Linked DNA regions of Homo sapiens: region 1 is linked to region 2. A link is a contact called in ENCODE Hi-C or POLR2A ChIA-PET data. All regions are on one chromosome and are shown on one strand. Each heading gives the region's core, a stretch centred on a gene start or an enhancer-like site at or near the end of the contact. The rest is flanking DNA. Distances are from core to core; before and after follow the strand shown. Region 1 has its middle 44 kb from the start of GACAT3. Region 2 has its middle 24 kb from the start of MYCNOS.

Region 1 (2,700 bases), core at 189-2,688, 40 kb before region 2:
AGTTTTCCTGCCTTCTTGTCTCCTGAATCCTGTCAGGGAAGGAGAGATGCCTGCCTTATAGGTCCTGTGGGACTCTGCTAGACAGTTCTGAATATTAAGAAGTTCTTCCTCTGATTAGGACCCTGCCACACAAATCAGACCTCTGCGCACTGGAACCCTTCTGACCACAGGAATCTTTCCCTCTTCCTGACAGTAAAACCCATCTGGACCCTAACTTGGGATGCTTGCACTGTTAACTTGCTTTCCACTTGCAAATGTGGCTTCTCCTCTGACCTAAATTCTGGGCTCCTTGAGGGAAGGGACTGCTCGCTCATCCATCTCTATTCCCTATTGCTCTTGTCCAGTGCCTGGCACAGAGGAGGTACTCATTCATTCTTTAAGCAAAACTTTTCTGAATTCCTACTATGTGTCAGGCCCCAGGGATATAGTGATGAATCTCTCACTTCCTTCAAGGAGCTCAATCTATCCCCAAAACATTTGTTGATTGAGCGATTTTAACTTGAGGCTCAGTTAAGCTAAAAAATAAAAAGTCCATGAGGTGACATTCCATGAGGACACTTCCAGACCTCGTAGGAGGACAGTGATCAGGCTCCTGGTGGGAAAGTGAGGCTGGAGTGGACACCAGGAGGATGCAAGTCCTACTCGTCTTTCATGGTAAAACCCATTTGACTTCTCCAGAGTCGTGATTCTGAGGAGGACAGAATCCAGGGTTGTTTTAACGGCGATATAAGAAGCTCAGTTTACAATCTATGAGCAAATCACTTAACTCTTCTAAGCTTCAGTTTCCTGACTTTAAAAGGGAGCTGAAATCTCACCTCTGAAGGATTATCATAAGCATTAAATTAGATAATATGTGTCTCATATGGAACTCATCAAATGTGCTCAGAAAGAGTAGTTGTCATGAGCCTTATTGGTTAAACCTATGATCAAGGAAGCAGAGTTGAAAAGGCAGCTCCTGTTTTCCCTGGACCATGCACTTGGCCACAGTGGGTGTGGCCTCGGGGCATACTGGGGCCCAGGCAGGAGGCAAGAAGATTGTGCTGGGCCCTATAAAACTCTGAAGGGCCACAGCTTAACTTTCTGGCCAGGAAACTTGAGCACAGCCATCTCACATCAAACACTATGAGCCAGCCCAGACTCATCTGCCTCCAAAGCAAAAGAGGACTCCTTGTTCTACCAGGAAAATGACCTTTGGTTATAAACAGTCTCTATGTTTAGAGCTCTGGTGCATTCTATAGAGACAAGAAGAGATCTTACATAGGGACAGCAAGGCCAGGGCTGCTCTGACCCCCAGCACATCTCTGCTTCCCATAGTGGGGCCGGCTGTGTACCCCTGAGTGTCTGACCCATCAGCTGATCATTACTCCTTTCTTCTGAGTAAGTCCATAGGGCAACGTGGTCATGCAGGCACTTCACAGGCAAGGGCAATGACTCAACACAGGAAGAGGAAAAGAAAGGACTGCCATTGTGCAATGTGATTCCTGGGCAGATGTCATTTTTTTTTTTAAATAGAAAGCAGCATGGGACATGTGCCCCTGTCATGTGTGTGTGCGTGTGTGTGTGTGTGTGTGTGTGTGTGTGTGTCTGTCTAGAAGGAGAGAATGATACTGGAGTTCTCGGTTCAGATCTGCCAGGAACCAACCATAATGCCTGGGACAATTCGGTCAATTTTTCTGGGCCACACCTGAAAATATAAGAGGTTGGACAAGACAGTTTATTTGCTTCTTTTGTTGTATTCAACCAAGATCATATGGATATGTAGTGCTAACATAGCTAATCAGTGCAATACATATGTACACATTCTTAATCATCTGTCTCCTTTTGCAGTCTCCATGCTTTCTGGCATGGTTGAGTCATGAACTTTTTTATTTTTTTTTTAGACAGAGTCTCACTCTGTCACCCAGGCTGGAATGCAGTGGCGTGATCTTGGGTCACTGCAACCTCTGTCTCCTGGGTTCAAGTGATTCTCCTGCCTAAGCCTACCAAGAAGCTGGGATTACAGGCACCCACCACTATGCCCGACTAATTTTTGTATTTTTAGTAGAGATGGGGTTTAGCCATGTGGCCAGGCTGGTCTTGAACTCCTGACCTTAGTGATCTGCCTGGGAGGAGTGATTTTCAAAAAACCAAAAAGGAAAGAAAGAGGAGAAGGAGGGTGGCTGGGTGCGGTGGCTCACGCCTGTAATACCAGCACTTTGGGAAAACAAGGTGTGGGGAGTGTCACTTGAACTCAGGAGTTTGCAACCAGCCTGAGGAAAATGAAAAAACAGAGTGTGGAAATACACAACACAGCAAGGAAAGCATCTCCACAAAAAATACAAAAAGGAAAAAAAAAATAACCAGGTGTGGTGGCATGCACTGGTAGTACCAGCTACTTGGGAGGCTGAGGTGAAAGAACCACCTGAGCCATGATTGCACTACAGAGTGAGATCCTGTCACAAAAGGAAGAAAAAAGGAAGAAGAAAAGGAAGAAGAGAAAGAGGAAGAGGGAGAGGGAGAGGGAGAGGGAGGGGGGAGGGGTGGGGGAGGGGGAGGGAGAAGGAGAAGGAGGAGAAGAAGAAGGAGGAGGAGGAGGAGAAGAAGAAGGAGGAAGAGAAGGAGAAGGAGAAGAAGGAGGAGGAGAAGGAGAAGGAGAAGAAGGAGAAGGAGAAACAAGTCGGGGTCAGCCTATGAGTGAGGCAGACCCTTCTGGCCAGAAAC
Region 2 (2,700 bases), core at 180-2,679:
GAAACTTGTCTTTCCCATCTTTGTCCCTGTCCCTCTTGAGTCACTGGCCTTCCTATGTAGGATGTCACCCCCATCCAAAGGCTGAGATAGTGGGATAGTGGCCCCTTTAATGAGAGCCCCATCACCTGTGTCTAATCCACTCACAGCCCTGAACACACTGCATTATAACATTGATTCCGACTTGTCTGTCTCTCCCCGCTAGACTAAGCCCCCTAAAGACAAAGACAGACCTTTGCATCTCTGCAGCCCTAGAACTGAGCACAGGGCCTGGCACAGACCAGATGGCCAATAACAATTAGCTGACCTGGCCGGGCACAGTGGCTCACGCCTGTAATCCCAGCACTTTGGGAGGCCGAGGCGGGTGGATCACGAGGTCAGGAGATCGAGACCATCCTGGCTAACACAGTGAAACCCCGTCTCTACTAAAATTACAAAAAATTAGCCGGGCGTGGTGGCAGGTGCCTGTAGTCCCAGCTACTCGGGAGGCTGGGGCAGGAGAATGGCATGAACCCGGGAGGCGGAGCTTACAGTGAGTGGAGATCGCACCACTGCACTCCAGCCTGGGCGACAGAGTGAGACTCTGTCTCAAAAAAAAAAAAAAATTAGCTTACCAGAGGCCCCCTGTTATGGAGTTGATTTGTGTCCCCCCGAAAAATATACTGAAGTCCTGACCTCCAGTACCCCAGAATGTCACTTTATTTGGAAATAGGGATGCTGCAGATGTAATTAGTTAAAATGAGGTCAAACTGGAGTAGAGTGAACCTCGATTCCATATAACTGTTGTCCTTATAATAAAAGGGAATTTTGGACAGAGAGGGAAGAGGCCCATGTAAAGACACAGAGATTTAGGGAGAACCGTGTCAAAGGAAGCCATGGAGCAGGAAGGATCACCATCTGTCACCATAAGCTACGGGAGACGCCCAGGGCACTTCCTGTTATGGTCTTCAGAAGGAACCAGCCCTGCTGACAGCTTGAACAGATATCTACATTTCTGCTGCTGTAGCTCCCCAGTTTGCGGTACCTTCTTATGGTGGTCCAAGGGAACAAATACAGCCCTCCATACCCACCGCCTCCACCTCTTTCTGCTACCAGGGGCCTATTCCTTATTGTGTTTTATTGCATAATCTGGGCTGCCAAAGAGGGGCAGGATTTCGTGTTGTTTAATGGGGCTGATAATGTTTTCTAATCTAGAATATTTAGGTGAAATATTGTAGGATGTCATCAGAGTTCAAATCCCACAAGAAGCCATTTTTCAACAGCTAAAAGATCTAAAGAAATGCTCAGTATCTAACGATGGCCAATGCCCATGTCTGAGGGGCTGGGGATGAAGGGCAGGTTCTCCCTCTTCACCCCCCAGGGGGATTTCCCTCTCTCCCGTTGTGGGCTGGTGCCAGGGCGGGGGCGCCCCCAGTGCTGAGATGACAGGAAGCCGGGTGGCATAATCTGTCCTCCACCCGACAAAAGACAGGAAATCCAGAGCTGAAGGTGGAAAATCTGACCTCAGCTCACCCCTGCATTGTGTTGGGCCCAGAATGAAAGAACGGGCTGCACAAAGGCCTCTAAAGAAAGCGATTAGGGCCTGGCCCCTGTGGCGAGGGAGCGATGAGACACTGTCCCCAGACCGAGCTGCCCCAGCTCTGAAGGGCTGGATGGAGGCCTGGCCACAGTCGAGCAGTCCCCAAGGAAGGCCCACTCTGAAGCCCCAGAGTTCCCTGAGAAGGGCGTCCCACCCCATCAGCTCCTCGGAGAGCGCCTGGGGCCGCCTCCAACCAGACCAGCCTCCTGGGCACGAAGGACAGACTCAGGCCCTAAAGAAGCAGGGAGCACCAGCCTGTCCCAAAACGGGAATAGCCTCTACCCACCTCAGAGGGATTATGCAAATCAAATGAGCTAATGGATAACAATAATCCCTTCGATTTGTGGGGCACTCTACAGTTTACATAACCCTTGCAGTCGTTTATTTCATTTAATCCTCCTCGCCACCTTGTGAGGTAGGAATTTTCACTGCCTTTTACAGATGAGGTCACTGGCTCCAGAGTTCAAATGCCCACAGTGCCCAGAGGCGAGGAAGAGCAAGCTGTTTCCACCCCACACACAACTTGTGTTGTGGCTCTGGACCTGGCTTGCCCCGGAGACTAAGCTTGGTGCTTTCTTGAGGACAGGGCTCCCCTGGCTCCTCTGTCTGGGCCTGGGTGCACTCTGCCAAGACAGGGTGGACTTGGAGTGAACTGATGACAGGTGAAGCTGCCAGGCAGGTTCTGGGTCCTGAAGGTGTGGCTGTGTCTGCTCAGGTTTATCCTGGACTCTCTTAGTTCTGCTGACTGCATTTTTTTAAATTATAAAAATAATCAGTAAAGCCAGGCACAGTGGCTCATGCTTATAATCCCAACACTTTGGGAGGCTGAGGCGGGAAGATCGCTTGAGCCCAGGAGTTTGTGACCAGCTTGGGCAACAGGGCAAAACCCCATCTCTACAAAAATATATTAAAAAAAAAATTATCCAGGCATAGTGGTGCATGCCTATAGTCCCAGCTACTCAGGAGGCTGAGGTGGGAGGATCACTTGAGCCTGGGAGGTGGAGGTTGCCGTGAGCCAAGATCGCACCACTGCACTCCAGCCTGGGCGAGACAGTGAGACTCTGTCTTAAAAAAAAAAAAATTGCTAACACTTATCAAATATTTATTATGGGCCTTGCCACAGT

The links. A loop is a pair of places that touch in the nucleus more often than their neighbours do. ChIA-PET counts read pairs that join two places held with the same protein, here RNA polymerase II (POLR2A). Pooled maps may share reads with other maps.
Region 1: a loop to region 2 is called in a map of Calu3, with 2.7 times the contacts of the local background. The contact joins two enhancer-like sites. A Hi-C loop is called at or near these places in 1 of 168 maps with a recorded cell type or tissue (Calu3) and 6 of 50 pooled maps. POLR2A ChIA-PET finds 5 or more read pairs at or near these places in 2 of 52 experiments (H1 and activated CD4-positive, alpha-beta T cell).

The regions. Positions count from the first base shown.
Region 1 is chr2:16,005,134-16,007,833 of GRCh38, reverse strand. No RefSeq gene overlaps it. Among named protein-coding and RNA genes, the nearest start is that of GACAT3, 44 kb to the left of the region's middle. Within about 2 kb of position 1,438, at least 2 of the 41 ENCODE cell types and tissues checked have a DNase peak (open chromatin) inside an H3K27ac peak, as active enhancers do.
Region 2 is chr2:15,964,625-15,967,324 of GRCh38, reverse strand. No RefSeq gene overlaps it. Among named protein-coding and RNA genes, the nearest start is that of MYCNOS, 24 kb to the right of the region's middle. Within about 2 kb of position 1,429, at least 3 of the 41 ENCODE cell types and tissues checked have a DNase peak (open chromatin) inside an H3K27ac peak, as active enhancers do.